Regions from separate parts of the Mus musculus genome. Here region 1 is linked to region 2. Evidence: chromatin loops called from intact Hi-C (ENCODE). Cell type or tissue: heart. All regions are shown on one strand. Each heading gives the region's core, and the rest is flanking DNA. Links, peaks and the distances in the headings are about the cores only. Region 1 overlaps Cisd1 (CDGSH iron sulfur domain 1). Region 2 has its middle 55 kb from the start of Ipmk.

The links. A loop is a pair of places that touch in the nucleus more often than their neighbours do. Peaks named below come from ENCODE experiments on the same cell type or tissue, not always from the same donor. Only the 100,000 strongest peaks of a DNase experiment are listed, where the experiment ranks them.
Region 1: it touches region 2 in a loop (9-fold over the local background); 37 of 42 quality-filtered maps call a loop at or near these places.

Annotation. Positions count from the first base shown.
Region 1 is chr10:71,323,668-71,332,006 of GRCm38, forward strand. It overlaps Cisd1 (CDGSH iron sulfur domain 1), which reads right to left. Exons shown (of 3, transcript NM_134007.4): 3 at 6,827-7,459. The coding sequence ends at 7,370. Among named protein-coding and RNA genes, the nearest start is that of Cisd1, 17 kb to the right of the region's middle. In heart, for the core only: no CTCF peak of the experiment used is centred there; a DNase peak (open chromatin) is centred at 3,324.
Region 2 is chr10:71,398,149-71,406,487 of GRCm38, forward strand. No RefSeq gene overlaps it. Among named protein-coding and RNA genes, the nearest start is that of Ipmk, 55 kb to the left of the region's middle. In heart, for the core only: a CTCF peak has its summit at 3,328 (motif pointing left); no DNase peak of the experiment used is centred there.

The DNA of each region.
Region 1 (8,339 bases), core at 101-8,100, 75 kb before region 2:
TGAGCCATCTCGACAGCCCCTTGCTTCACCTTCTTGATTGCAGTGTTCACCCACAGCAGCTAGGAGAGGGACCGGTGGGTGTGTTTTCACCCAAGCCGAGGAGTGAACTCAGGGCCAGCAGCCCTGGAACTGGACCATCTGTCCTCCAGCCTTCCTGATCCTTTGTGGTGCTTGGCTGGCAGAAATTTGCCTTATCTGATCTATCGATCTAGTTTTAAGTTACTCTAGGACACAGAAAACACCACCACCACCAATTATCGACTGGCCAATTCTCTGGGTGCCCCGCCTTCTACCCGGTTGACACATAAAACTCCCCATTAAAGAGAATATCTGAAGGACCTCAGTGTGAGGTGGAAGTCTGCAGTCTCCACACAGATCCACGCTGTCCCAGGGAGGTGCTTAGCATGCTTTGCGGACCAATGCCAGCAACCTCCAGCGTGCTCAGAGGAGGTTCATTTTTGCTTGCAATTAATAAAGTATTTGTCTTTCCTTCTGTCTAACCCTGAGCCAACCACTTTGCCCAGGCTTGTCAGGGACACAGAGGTAACCAGGCATACCGGACGAAAGGGAGACAGAGTGATTGGAGATAGAGATGCTCTTTCATAAGTCCAAGAGGGTGAGCAAGGCCAAATAGACAAGGAGCTCTGGCTTCCAAAGGGACAAAGCCCAGACTGGTGGAGAAGGTGTGTTGCTTCAAAGGGTTCCTAGGACCCCAATAAGCCAGCCTGTCCCAGCTCCAGAGCCTTGTACCCCAATTATACAGCAGCTGCTGGTGCCAGATTACTTCAATCAGCTTTGGAAGCTGTGGCTAGGGTTAAGAGAGGTCAGTGGACCGGGCGTGGTGGTGCACGCCTTTAATTCCAGCACTTGGGAGGCAGAGGCAGGCAGATTTCTGAGTTCGAGGCCAGCCTGGTCTACAGAGTGAGTTCCAGGTCAGCCAGGGATACATAGAGAAACCCTGTCTCGAAAAACCAAAAAAAAAAAAAAAAAAAAAAGAAAAAGGAAAAGGAAAAGAAAAAGGAAAAGGAAAAGAAAAAGAAAAAGAAAAAGAAAAAGAAAAAGAAAAAGAAAAAGAAAGAGAAAGAGAAAGAGAAAGAGAAAGAGAAAGAGAAAGAGAAAAAGAGAGAGGTCAGGTCAGTGGAATGGGAGACCAGCAGGCTGTCAAAGCTGGCCTAGCACCTTATAGCAGGAGTACTTGTCTCAGCACCACTGCAGACACTGGTCAGCTAAGCCACTAGGAGGCTCTCCTAAACACTGGGTAAGGGACTGCCAGGAGAAATGGCTCAGCCATTATGAGCACTGGGTGCTCTTGTAGAGGACCTAGGTCCCAGTACCCACACCAGACAGCTCACAACTGCCACCAACTTTAGGGGGATCTGACGCCTTCTTCTGATTTCTCTGGCTGGGCACCTGTGCTCACGTGTTACACATACAGACAAACACGTATACACATAAAAATAAAAATGTATTATGCATATGTATTTGTGTCTGCAGTGGGTACACGAACATGTGTGCAGGTGTCCTTGGAAACGTAAGAGGTGTCGAATCCCCTGGAGATGGAGTTTCAGGTGGTTGGGAGCTGCCCAGTGATGCTGTGAACCCAAACTGGGTCCTCTGCAGGAGCGCGGACACTGAAGTAGAAACTTTAGGGGTTCTTTGCAGGTCGGCTGTGTTGGATGGTGTGTTGCTGGGGCAAACACATGAAGGCGTGTTTTCCTGAAGCGGACACAGGAAAGACTAAGGTAGCCTGGTGAAGGAACGTTTCACTGAAGCAGACACAGGAGAGAGGATGTTCTGCTAAAGCAAACCAGCGAAAGGACACGCGATGAAGGTTCTTTGCTCACAACACACACGTTGGTCCGCCTTACATGGAGTTTTGAGCTGCATCTGTTGGGACTCCAATGACTCAGGCTGAGTGGATGCACGTGCTGAGGCAGACAAGGCACGTAGAGGACATGCGAGGTTTGGAGGATACAAATAGGACTTGACAGAGTGAGGAGTGACAGAGAGAGCGCTTGGCTTGCCGGTATAGCTAGCTGTGTCATGCTTTCGGGTCTCGGAGTCTTCACTGAGCTTCACTTTGCTGAGAGAGGCACGGATGAGGACGTTCCTCCAGGCCCTTCCTGCTGACTCGAGCCAAAGCTGGCTCTGCTAGGTAGTGCCACGGCTGCTGATTCCTGTTTGCTCTCCCGACTCTACCGACCTGTGCTACTGGTGTATCTGTGAAGGGTTCGAGAGTGGATCAAGCTGCCGCTGCTAACCTATGAACCGAACTGCTGATTTCCAGACAACACAGACAGGAGCTGCTCTAAAAAACCTTTCAAAACAGGTCCACTGCACCCCACCCCATCCACCCATCCTTTGCCACTACCTCTGGTAGGTGGTGGGCTAAAACGGAGGTTGAAGCGTTTAAGAAGTACCACTAAAAATAAGGTTTGAAAAACTTAAAGTTCCAATATACTCCTAATCTCTAAGCCATGTCTTCAGTCCCGAACTGAGGGGGTGGGGACAAATGAAGCCGGTGACCTTGTGTTGGGGTGATGGGCTGTGTCAGGAACACTGGTGCGTCAGAGGGCCCCACACCTGTCCCTGCTGCAGCCTGAGCATGCTGGCTCAGAATGGCCTGGACGGACGTGTATGGGTTTTACCTTTGCAGTGCTGGAGCCAGCCACACTGTGTGAGCACTCAACCTAGCTGTCCCCTCCGCTGGGTCAGCAGCATAGGAATGTTGGTTCCTGGGTTGTGTTTTCTGCCTGCGAGCCACAGCTTTAGTGCTAATTGGATGCATTACAGCCAAACCTGTCAGGGCAGGTTACTCTGCATGTTTTCAAGGTTGGGGACAAAAAAAAAAAATCCCTTCCCCCCAAAAAACCAAAACAACAAAAACAATCTCTGCAACACACACACACACACACACACACACACACACACACCAAATTTAGCATAACAGACCAAACAATCAACACACACAAACAAAACAAGCACAATGGATTTTCAGGTTTGGAGAAGAGACGGCAGGGATGTCAGCTTCCAGCAATTATCTACATAGCGGAAGCTGCATTCCATCTCAGGTGTTAACTTGAAACAGTATTCACTGAAAGTTGCTGCTTTAGGCTCTAACGTTAACCAAAATTTTAAAACTTTCCCCTCAGGGATTAAAAACACTATAGATGATTTTCCAAAATCAGATGTCCAAACCACAGAGAAGTCACAAATGCCAGTTGCTGTAAGTGACCCCGCTTGGGGGTGAGGGTGACCCAACCCAAGCTCAGAGACCCAACCAGATGAGCTTGTTAGGGCTTGGTGTTGTAACAGAGTCTGTACACTAGGTGGCGCTCAGAGCCAAGACTGAAGCCAAGAGGGATTCGTGAAAACATCGGACTTGCAGGGTTCTGAAGGATAAAAATGAAATTCTCAGAAGAGTTCACAATCGGACTGGTGTGTTGGAAACATGACAGCGGACAAATTTAAAATCACAATAATGAGCTGAACATGTGGACAGATTGTGCCAATAAAGACGGAAGAACTTTCTGGCAGGGGTGGTGTGTGTGTTGAGGCAGGAGGATTGGGAGTTCAAGACCAGGGAGGGCTACATAGGGAGATCAATAAACACAAAAGAAAAGCAAACAAAATAATAAGAAAGAAAACAACCCTAAATAAACCCAAGAAAAAAGGATTGCTCGAAGAGACAGATAGCGTAAGAGATTGTATTTTACTGTCCAGCCCAATAGAGACAATTTGGGCTTGTGATGGTTGTGATTAAATTGATAACAATTTATCCTCAAGTCATAAGCAGACAGGCGATGATAAAAATCATTCTCAATGAGAACTGGGAGCCAGTGAGATGGCACAGCAGGTAACATGTCTGCCGGACGCCAAGTGCTGACCTTGTGTCAGATTCCCAGGCCCACGGGAAGGTTCCGACCTCCACGTGCCACACATACATCATTCACACACAGGAATAATAAATAATAATCTGGGAAATGTACGTGACTCTGTAGATTCTCCCGAGGCCTTGGTAAAGAAGTTCTGCTTGTCCTTCTGTTGGGATGGGTTGGAAACATGAGGTCTATTTTGTCTGTCACCAGAGACACAGAGGTACCGACCGGGAGGAGTGTCTTCCTGACTGACACAAGGCCGGCCTGACATTCCCCCAGCATGTCTGATGTGGAATGGCTTTTGTTGTTGTGCAGGGATATGGTGGCTAATAATGACTGTCAACCTGACAAGATGGAGAACTGCAGAAGGGACACCTCGGGATCTGTCTGGGAGGGGGGGTCCTAGACCGGCTGAGATGGCAAGGTCCTCCCACTGGGTGGGACCATTCCATGGCATGGGGTGAGCCAAAGTGGGCTGAGGCACCTGCATCCATTTGCTGCTTCCCGACCGTGGACTCGATGTGACCAGCTGTCTCATAATCTCTCTCCTGGTGGACTTGGACCCCCAAACTGTCAGGCAACAATACCCTTCCCTAGGTTACTTTTGTTGGATATTTTGTCATAGCAAGGAGAAAGGCCACTAACTCAAGACACGTAGGAGGTCACACTATAAGTAGCACCTCTAGTTGGCAGTCCTACTGGCTAATGAAAAGCCTTACTCATCTTTGCTCTCTACAGCAATCCTGGCGATTTCAGCTAACCTATTCCCGTGCGCAATCCCTCCATGGAAGTTTGAGACAAGCTGTGGTACTCATGATTGGTCCTTGCACACGGGATGCCCCTGAGCTGACTCCCAGTCGGGGCTTCTTAGGCCCCTTTGCTTGGGAAAGGCAGATGCTTATCGGATATTCATCTTTTGGAAATCTTTCTTCAAAAACAGGATGGTTGTCACCTAACGTCTCTAAAGCATTCAAAGCTATTATTAATTTTCCAGGAACCCGAAGTGCTGAGCTCACAATCAGATTCGAAAGTTTAGTCAAGCATTCAAGTGTGTCGACATCTTAGTAACAAACACATTCTGGAACTTTAGACAGGATGTTGGCTTGGTGCATCTTAGACTTTGTGACTTCATATGGACAATAAATGGCTACCACCTTCTTATTTTGTCAAGGAAAATATTTAAAGGAGTAGATACTACTACTACTAACATTTCATTGAAGGATATTTCAGTACTGTAGATGTTGGTATAGTCTTACAATAAAGAGTAAATTCATGCTGGTAACTTTTAAATTATTTTTCATTCCTGCATAGCTAAAAATTTGTCCTTGGCCATAATCTGGGGACAAATGTCTCACTTAGCACAATCACGTCATTTAAAAAGCTGTGGAATGAAGCATTTCTGCCTGTCAGGGAGAGGTGCACCGTGGTAGCTTAGGCCTGCGTCTCTCGCATGAGAGAGGCTGAGGAAGAGTCTGTGTTTCAAAGCCAGCTTGAGCTACACAGTAAGACTGACTCTAATCTTGGCAACTAACCAATACAAAGAGAGCATACACCACTTATGCAACTAACTGGGGACATTAGTCAGTGTTTCTCTTAAAGCCAAGTGCCACCATAATGGGTAAAAAGAAATTTAAAAACTCCCACCTCGTTGGTAGCAGTTATCATTTATGAAATCACCCTTATGGTAGAGTGTCATAATTAAAAGCCTATCTCACAAGTTGTATCACAAATTGTGATATTCGGTTATGGGGGGGCTGTAGACATGGCCATCTGTGGGATAAATGTCACTGTCTCTAACATGGCTCCTCACACTGCAAACCCTAGGTGAATTCAAGATCTTGATGCAGAAAAAGCCCAAGTTGCCAGTTTCCCCTTCCAGGGCAGCCACCGAATTTATGTTGGTCTGAAATTTGGAGACAAACCCTGGCAGGGCCAGTTGGTCCAATTTGTTCATTTAAAGGCTGGAAAATGGGCTGGGAACATGGCTTAGTGGTTAAACGCCTGCTGTGTTTGCATGAGGACTGGGCCCTCCAAACCCCTGTAAAAGCTCGGTGCATCTGGAATTACAGCATCTACAATGTGGCCACAGCCAAATGGATGAGACCACTGGCACCCGCGTGTGACCACACGTCCCATAGAACACACAACATTCACATGCTTAAAAGAAAAGGCTGAGAAGCCAAGTGGCTTTGCTTGAGGTCAGTGAGTGGGATAGAGAAGCCAGCACACTGCTCGCCAGAGGCTCAGGTGGTCAAATGAGGAAGACACTTGGAGCCTCGGGTGCTCAGGCAGAAGGGCAGCCATTGCATATTAGTTAACACAAGCCTTCAAGCCTTAGTAAGACAAAGACTGTACAGTGGAAAGGACGGGGCCCGATTTATCGTCAAAGATGGTGTCTTTGCTAGCTTAAGCCATCACTCAGTGGGAAGTAAAAGCTCCCTAGGCCTCTGATGGGAACTTGTCACTCTCAGCGAGGCTGTGGGACTCTGACATCAGTATACTTGACCGCGGGTGTCTAAGCATCATCGACGCCATCAGTCTGATGCCCTCTGCTCTTGGGCTGGTGCTCTAGATCACTGCATGTGCATAATCATACTCACAAGCTCGGCGCATGTGTGTGTACAAGTGGAGGCCCCAGGTTGGGAACAGTGTCTTCCTGTATAGCTCTCTGCTGTATTTATTGAGGCGGGGTCTCCTGTTGAACAGACTTCACTAATTATGGCTGGTGCAGTGGTCAGCTTGCTCTAGTGATCCCTACCACTGCCTCCTGAGCGCTCGGATTACAGGCAAGCCGCCATGCCTGCCTGGCTTTTATGTGGGCACTCAATCCAGAGCCATCGCCCCAACATTCTTCCTGACTACCTAACCCACATCCCCGTGGCCTGGATTTCTGCTAGCGGTGTCTATAGTGGATCCGTTACAGAGCCACAGAGATGAACACAGAGGGAAGTTGCTGCCCCTTTATTGGTGACCCGGGCAAGTTTAAGGAGAACAACATTAAAGCACACAAAGTGTATCCATGTCACCAGCTCAACCAGGAGGAGTGAGGGTCACGGCAGGGTTCTCCCATGGTGTAAGAAATCAACGCAATTTCATCACACCCCGTTACTTTCCAAGTTAACGAACCGATAAGAAAAGATTCTCCCTTAAACTGACAAGTACAATGTACATGTACATGATTTTGGAATAATTTAATACTTTAACCTCAAGATACAACTATATTCTAAGACCATTATTTTAAAGGAACGGATCCTTACAAGACCAAAATAACCCATATAGCACGAGGTTGGTTTAGCCTTTCTTCTTCTTTCAACAAACGTGCACCACATGTTTCAGTAGCAAGGCCGATGCCATGGATATGAGAGCTGTGATTTGCAGGGACCAACCACATCTAGAACCGGGGAGGCCAATCAGACGGTGGGTTGGGTGCCATTCTACGTAAATCAGCAGGTGACATCACAACACGCTGGGTGCAGCCTCGCAACTGTCCATTAGGTTTCCTTTTTCTTGATGATCAGAGGTCCTACGTTGTCGCCAGTCTCTTCGTTGTGCTTTATGTGAGCCCCATCGCAGAAGGGGAACTAGGAAGAGAGAGAGAGACACCATGAAATGTCTGATCCCCACATCGATCTGTGCTTGGCAGACAGGTAGTGACACCTGATTCCCACACATCAGAGCCTGTATTTCTCTTGGTTAGCACATGAACTTCACTGAGCAGGAGGAAGAAACAGGAAAATACCCACTGCTATTCAAACTTCTGACGTCCGGTGATGCAGGCTAAGGCTTTGGTCTGACCACTCAGTGGCTATAGTTCTAGTTATCTATGCCTACTGCCTAATAATAATAATAATAATAATGAAAATGATAATGATAACAACAATAATAATAATAGTAATAATAGAAGTATGGTGAGGATTGAATCCCAGGTTATGTGCATACCAGGCAGGCACTCTACCTATAATTATGCCCATGGCTCTAGTTGCAAGAGTTCAAGTTTATCATATTAAAATCAATTTGTAGTCAGGTGTGGTGGCACACACCTGCAATGCCAACACCTGAGAGGCAGAGGCAGGAGACTCAAGCATTAAAGGCCACAGTGTTTGGGTCAGCCTCCATTCCAGTTGTTCAGAACCCACGTGAAGGTCAGGCTGCACATCTGTTACATATGAGGATATAAAGTGAATAAGTTAAAAAAAGAAAGAAAGAAAGAAAAGAAAAAAGAAAAAAAAGTTAAAGGCCAGCCTAGGCTGCATGAAAAAAATCCTTTTTCAAAAAATAAAAAGAAAAATCAACTTGCTTGCCCCACACCTGGTATTTTCCCTTTAATGTGGTTCATAGGGACATTTTATTTTCTTTTAGAAATATGATTTCTAATGTTCATTCACTTTTACAAATTCCACGTCATAGGCACAAGTGACATTTTTGTCTTTGGTGGGAAAGAGGGACAAGCTAACTTATGCC
Region 2 (8,339 bases), core at 195-8,194:
TGTTTGAAGCCGTGAATGTCCAGTGCTGCTCCTGGACAGCCGTGTTTGCTGTGTTCCCTCCAAACAAGTTCAGCCATAAGACATAGCTATGAAGTCTGTGGGAAGCTGGAGATGATCAAGGTTTGGCTTTCCAAAGAGGTTGATCATTCTTCTTGGGAGTGAAAGGTTAGGCTGTGATTCAGAGGCCAGACCTGAAAGTGGCCCCAAGTGTGTGCGTGTGTGAAAACATCTCCATAAACATCACAGCTCCATTCCCACCAAACCACTAGGACAGGATCCCTGTGACTGAAGGCAGTGTCAGAGCTCCTCCCAGCCAGTTCTCCAATTAGACTTCCCAGGATGGAACTTGCATGCTGGCAAATCACAAGCACAGTGATTCACCTTAAGAGGATTGCTCGTGCCAGGCGGGTTATCTGTTTGTAAGATACACAATCCTGTTTCCCAGGAAACAAACTGATCCATCCTAGGTTCACAGGACAGATAAGAGTGGCTGGAGAGGGAAGTGTTTTCTTCTCTATGAGGGTTAAAGATCCTTCCCCAGCCTTCGTGCCTGCAGCTCACTCCATTTATTATTGCAAAGGAAAGTTTCTATGGAGTTACTCACACACTCTCCCTTTTCCTAGACAGACACAAGTCAGTAAACCAAGTGTTTTAACTTGCTTGTTAAAATAAGGGCTGCCCTTATTTTTAGTTTGCTGGCTCTGGTTCTTTTAGAAAACAGTTCACTTGGTTCAGAAGTTAAACTGAGAAATTAGCTAGCGGTAGCTAAATATTAGCAGATTGTTCCTGAGTCTGTACTCCGCTCGCTCCAGCACCGGAGACGCGCCAAGCCTTAGATGAGTATACTCACAATGTAAGAACCAAGCACTTCAAAAATACTCAGAAAAAATATTCAGATTCATCCCTGGTAATCCCTAACTCGATCATGTTAACACCATTTCCCATCTGGTTTTGCATATAATTTGAAAGCCAACTTCTGGTTTTTTTTTTTTTTTTTTGGTGGTTTTTGTTTTTTTGTTTTTTTTTGTTTATTTGTTTGTTTGTTTGTTTTGTGCACCACTGCTAGCAGATCTGGGTGCATTTGACCTTCCACACACATCCAGCTTTTGCCTTCCTCTCTCGTGACTCCCACCCTAGCTTGCCTCCTCAGCTTCACCCCAGGCTGCTCAGCAGAGCCCAGAGGACTCCAGAGTTCTCCATTGCCCCAGCTTCGCCCACCCGCCCCCGTGTAGCAGCAAGAAGAGTCACTAAAATGCAAATCAAGTGGTTCCGCCATGGATCAGAATCCTACAGCAATTTTTTCTCATACTTAGGTGAGATCTGAAGTGTTCACTATCTCTTCCAGAATCTTCCGTTCCCTTATCTGTGACTTTGTTCTCTTATATCATTTCCAGCCGCTCTTATCAGATAAGGTACCTATCTGACTAACACAGCAACCGCAGTTCTGGTAGTGTAGTCATTTGCACTCAGCCTTGGGGAGGGGAGGTGGGGGGCGGGGGACACAACCGGGACCTGAATGACGCCTGACTGTCACACACCCTCAGAGTTCTATAAGCTCCAAGTGTGTCACAATCAGGAAGGTTTTTCCCTGGACAAAAATCATCCGGTGCCTCCTTACACAGGGGATGGTTCTGATTTATGGCCTCAGGAACTTGAAGTGATTGCTAGCTTTAATAGTCAACACTGTCCTCTAACCTAGGATTATCTGGGAAGAGAATCCCTATGAGGAGTTGTTTGGAATGGGTTGGCTTGTGGAAATGTCTTCGGGGCATGGTTTTTGTCCTTTTAACTGATGTGGAAAAATTCAGCCTGAAACTTTGTTTTGGGTGTGTGGGTGGGGTTCATGAGAAGGGAGAATTAGGTTACTGGGGATATAGTTTAGATGGCTCTCTGTCTTGATTGGTAGTTTTCAAGTTACAGAACCCCTTCCCTACTGTGCATGTCCCTTCCCATGATGCCCCTGGTTTTCATCTAAGCCTCGCCCCCTAAGGCTGCACAGCCCTCAGACTAGCACCACAAAGCTGGGGACCGAGGTCGGAGTCATAACAATACCACGTGTTGTTTCTAGTTGTCATCACAGCTGTCTAAGGTAGGTTTGCCGTTTTGAGGCGGGCTTCAAACTCACCCTGTACAGGCAAGGATGACCTTGAACTCCTAATTCTCCTGCCTCTCCCGCCCAAGTGCTGACCATGCTTCACCAATCGAAACTAAGCCCAGTTTTGAACAATTCCTTTCAACAATGGAGAAAGGAATTCAGGAAGAGGTCATCATGGTTTGTTTAAGGTCCTGTTAATAGTTAAGAACCAGCCAGGATGCTGGGCGTGGTGGCACATGCCTATAATCCCAGCACTTGAGAAGCAGAGGCAGGCAGATCTCTGAGATCAAGGCCAACCTTGGTCTACAGAGTGAGTTCCAGGATAGCCAGGGTTGCACAGAGAAACCCTGTCTTGAAAAACCAAAAAAAAAAAAAAGAATCAACCAGGAAGAGAATCTAAGTTAGGCATTTGTTTTTATCACTACTACTACTACTACTATTATTAGTATTATTTATTATTATAATATTTACACATCTCAGTTTATATAGCTGCCAAACAGGTCATTTCTACAAAGGAGTTTAAACTAGATTTAAAATTTGCTCATCTCAGCTCTCTAGGTTATTTGACAGATTTATAAAATGGATAAACAAACAAACAAACAAACAAACACTGTCCAACGTGCTGTTGTGGCTGGAAAAATCTATAATAGAATTACATGCAGAAAATGACACATAAATGAGAAGTACGGGTTTCTCGGCTCCTGGGATTCGTGGAGGCACCCTGCATGGCAGAGGTGAAGAAATGAGGGTTGCCTTGTTCCCACTGGGGAGTACTGCATACCCAGGAACAGATGTTTTAAATGTGCGCGGAATTATACTGGCTAATTAGTTATATTTGTGACACAACGATGGTTTTCTGATGTTGCCAGGCAGCTCTGAGAGGAGAAAAAGTGGAATGCTGGGAGTGCGGCCAGATTATATAAATATAAAATGTCAACCTGCACATAAGTAAGGACGTTTCTTACGCACATACGTTAGTTCTCAAGATTCACCAGGGATAGAAAGTGTCTCTGTGTGTGGGAACCCCATAGATTTACTAAGATTAATTCAAGATATTTTTAGTAAATTTAAAAAATTTAAATGTGTAAGCTCCAAAGTCTTGTTTTAGAAGATTCCCTTCACCCTTAAATTTCTGATTTAATGTAACCTTGTAAAGCCCTGTTTAATGGAACAGCATCTCCCTCTTCCCTCCTCTGGAAAAACCCTAGTGACACCTAGTGGTGATTATGTATACTGCAAGTTGAAAGTTGATAAGGTGTTGCTGGCATTCAGATTGAAAAGTTCTACCACAAGGATGCTAACCAGCTTCTAATATTTGTGGACTATCATTAAAAGCCACTATTAAAATATTATCCGCGGGCTCATATAAAGTTCTTACTATATAAATATTCTCAAATAAGATGTCCAGATTTCAATCAATCAATCAATCAATCAATTTTGGTTTGATTTTTTGAGACAGGGTTTCTCTGTGTACCAGAGCCCCTGCTGCCTCGGAAATAGCTTTGTAGACCAGGCTGGCTTGGAACTCACAGAGATCCTCCTGCCTCTGACTCCCTGTGGATGATGCTTTTCCTTTCCAGGAGAGTTCCTTTGGAGCCCGGGATGCTTAGGTACTCCTAGCTGGTGTCAGAATTCGGTGTCTAGCCTACCTTCATGAAATGAAAAGCTCTCCCCTGACCCACGACACCAGGTATATTTACAGTGGTTGAGGAAACAGCAGATTAGTGACTCAGAGCTGGGGACTTTATATATATATATATAAAACAAACCAAAAACGGAGCAATACATGAAAACAGAGCGCCGACTATCTTTGGGTATTGGAAAAATCAACGAGGGGGTTCCTTTTAGGTTAGCTTTTCTCTTGAGTGTGTGCATTTACTTACTGAATTTTAAAAAGTCAACATAAAGTTTCAAAATACTGTAAAAACGTGCTTGAAAAAAACCCCGACTCCCCATGAGAACCGTTTTCCTTTCTTGTTCTCTTCTTAGTGCAGGTAGTAACTCCTGCAGGCCTAGGACGAAGTCCAGGGCACCGGGTGATCTGGCCTCAGCCTTGAGTGACTCCCTGCAGGAGACTCTGCAAGCTGTCTGACTTCATGGAGTTCAAGATCAAAGATTCATCCATGTGGGATGGAGTGAGTTTTATACTTACAATACTCTCAGAAAGCAGTGTTTTATTGCAGAAAAACCATCCAGAGAAACAGTAATTTTATTGGAGTCATGCAAACAGGAACGCATATAATACATAATAGCACAATTTAGATCCCCGTCCTGCCTCTATTTTTTTTTTAAAAGAACTTGTTTATTTTACCTTTTGTTTTATACGGTTATGTGTCTGCGTGAGAGCATGTGTGCATGAGTGTGGGTACTTGCTGTGGCCAGAAGGAGGGGCTGAAGTTCCAAGAGCTGGAGTTACAAGCAGTTGCTCTCTGTGGTTCTGGTTATGTACTTCAGACACAGGACCTGGAGGATCCAAGGTGGTTTTGTCATGAAAGTCTCCTCTCTAAAGAATAGTTTTTCTGACAACAGAAGATGACATGCAAGTTTCCAGGTGAGGAATGCAGCCAATAGTCCTACCCAGCCATGGTCCTACCCAGCCATGTCTTTGAACTAAAATAATGACCAGTGTGGCATGATGGTCCCAAGGCTGCAGTGGTGGCATGGACACCTTGGAAGTAATCAACAGCTCTCTAAGTGGACTTAAGACCTGCTCCACATGAGGGAAATCATGTCTGCTACAGAAGTTTAGCAATCAGGGCTAATGAAGTCATGGACCTTGGGCTAATGAAGTCATGGACCTTGGAGAAGAACGTAGAACTACCATTTTACTAAGCCAGCATAGTTATCCATCAAATTCTAAATATGTATACTTTTAGGTCTCACTCTTCATCAAACAAGCTTATAATAAACAGAGACCACCATTACAGAAAAGCACAACTCATCAAAATGCACAGAACAAATGACTATCCAAACCAGTGCACACACACACACACACACACACACACACACACACACACCGCACAACTAAAGATCATTGGTCATAACCAAAGAGGGGGTATAAGAGTCAGATTAATAGGAAGTTTGCTGTGAGATTGCATCTCCTGGAGATGGCAGAGAAGCTACACCAATGAAGACCCATCAACATGCATAAAGATGAAAGAAAACACTAATAAATATTCTGAGATGGTAGGAGGAATCTCATAGGCCTTCCTAAACAAAGAACTATAGGCAACTAAGTAATGTAGCGCACAGGGGTGGGGAAGAGCCTCACAATTATTCAATATCAAATGGCCATCCCTGAAATAGAGCATTATGTGTATATGATATATATATATCATAGTAACATTACATGAACATACTGTATTTATGTTTAGGGATTTACATATATACACACAGAATATGAGTGTGTGTACATAAAAAAGAGTTTGAGAGAGTGAGAATGTATGTGGGAAGTGTTGGAGGGAGGAAAATTATGTAATTATATTTTAATCTGAAGCCCCAAACCAACCAAATAACAACAAAAAAAGACAGGTTCCTGGAGCAATGAATAAAGCGCTGTCCAAGGTTCTGAAACCACAGAGGCCATCAGGGAATGACAGTTGGAAAACTTAGCTGCTGAAATTGGAAGTAGCGGAAGGCATGCACACATGCATGTGCAGTCTCACAAACACACACAAGGAGAGAAGGTAGAGGAATGAAGGAGGGACAAGAGAGCCAGTGAGTCCATTCCTGACAAGCTAGAAAGCATGAAGTTGGGACAGTCATTGACATCGCTTTCAAATGCACATCTGGCATGGAGCGGAGCTTTCTGTGTTTGCACACACATGCATGTGAATGTTTATGCATGTACTTAAGTGCGTGGATGTATATGTGCCCATGTGCATGCATGCTTGGGTGTACGCATGTGTTCACATGTGTATGTGTGTGTGCATGTATGTTTATGTGTGTACTTAAGGGTGTGGATGCATATGTGCACATGTGCATGCATTCTTGAGTGTACACATGTATGAGTGTGTGCGCGCATGTGCCTGCATGTGTGTGCATATGCATGCATGTGTGCACACGTGTGTATTGGGGGAAGGGAGTTTATATTTGTTCTTTTAAGCTCTCATTGGTATACATCACTCAAATGTATACCTAATCACTCAGTAGTTAGTACTCATGACTAAGCAACAAGGCTGTTGAAGACGGGGACAGACAGAGTCGTGTGCTGCACTCACTCTGTGAGGATGGAGGATAGCACTGATGTCTCATCTCAGGCTGCCATTATGGAGAATCATAGAAGAGGTGGCTAAAACAAGAGAGGTATTTTCTCAGAGTCTGGAAGTCTGCAGGTGTGAGATCAAGGATGTTAGCATGATCAGGTTCTAGTGAGGACCCACTTCCTGGATTGCAAATGGCCTCTCCTTGTGTCTTTAGCACAATGGGGACAGTACAGGATTATGGAGGTTTCTATAGAGTAAGCTCTTTGGTCTTGTACAAGAACCTTAACCCCACTACCAGGCCTCTTACTATGTCCCAGAGTAATTGAATATAGATTAAAGATAGTTAACATGCATTTCATAAAGGAAGATTTGCATCATACTTTTTTTTGGCATTTATTTAGCCATCTAAAGCTACTTTTGGCCTATTCCTCAGGTCCAGACTTCTAAGCAGCAGAAAACTCTTTATCTCCAGTGATCTGTTGGAGGATTTTACAGGGACTGAATCCTCCATGGATTCTGAGAACTGAGCAAGGGGTTTATCACTTCAATTTATCCTTCACTAGAGGACACAGACCACTCTCTGTCTCTTCTGTAGCCCTGGAAGCCCCTCTTTCATGATGAATCTTTGAGGCCCGTTAGACGGTGTCCACTTCCTAGATTCGCAGCTTGGTGGTCAGGAAGGTGAGTTCTGCTCAGTGGGGTCTGTGCAGTGGTGATGATGTCATCATTCTCGTCACGCCTTTTAAAGGGATAGGCTCCCATGTCTTTACCAATGTACTCTTCGTCTTGTGTGTGAGTGAAGGTGCTTGCTTGTGTGTTGAGAGCTTCTGGTGCCACTTCTAGGAATTTAGCATCTGTTCCTGGGCTCGGGCAAGGAAGTAGGCTCAGATAAGAATATTAGAAACAGTGATGATGGGGCTTTGTTTACTGCTTTGCTTGATGAGTACCAGGGGTGATCTCTTTGTTAATGGCCTTGCTTGATTACTTTGTCTTTGATCTAAGAACTGACCATGTTTTTTGGATGTACCTAGACGGATACAAAAGCAAACTGGGAAAAAAACTAAAGGTGCTTCAGCCTCAGCACTGGCTGGAGTCATGCTATTGTGTTGTGTAAGTGTCTTTGTCTTTACAATCCTCCCTCCCTCCCTTGAGACCCTGTTGACTGACTGAGCTGGCTTGGTCACTTGTGGGGGTCAGAGAGCACAGGCTTGGTGTCTGTCCTCACTTTCACCCTGTTTAAGATGGAGTCTGTTGTTTTGCCACTATGTATACCTGAGGGTTTACTGGGAAGCTTAGAGATTGTGCAGAGAGAGTAAATATACACTGTATCCACACAGGGTTGTAAATTCTTTCAGGAGACCTGGAAAAGGATCAGTACTTGTGGGTTTTAGCTACAAAGATCTGCATTTTTAGTCTGCCCACTGGGTAGAGTTTGTAAGTACGTTGTCATCTTAGCTTTGATGCTGATTCCTTAACAACACCTCAGGGATCATGTTGCTTAATAACTTCTCAGCCTTGTCATGTAAACTACTAGTTACCATAGCGACATGATCTGATCTGAAATGATACATTTCCAGTATCATTATTATTCTCCAAGACATGTCTCTGGTGAATGTCTAAAGCTATGCGTGTGACGGGTTTGACATCTCTGGCTGCCTGGCTCCCACTTTGATCATTATTTAACATTGTCTTAAGGATGCTCAGATGATATGTTGGAAGCATCTGGCTGCTCCACTTTTACTTTGGCCACTGTTTACGATTCTCCTGGATTCCTGATTCCCTATTGGTTTTGCCATCATAAGAACTAATTTGAATTACAGTTGCTCAGTGTTCTGTGTAGGCTTATAATCTTTACAACCTACTTTAATAAGGGTTCAACCTCTCCTTTAGTCTACCACATACCAGAGCTAGTGGAGAAGAAAAGTTATTAGAACATGGAGGTAGTAGACCTGTTTAGAAATAATTCTTTGGGATGATTCCAATCTTTGTTGTCAGGATATTAGCAGTTCAGTCTACTAGCTAACCACCTAACACGAATC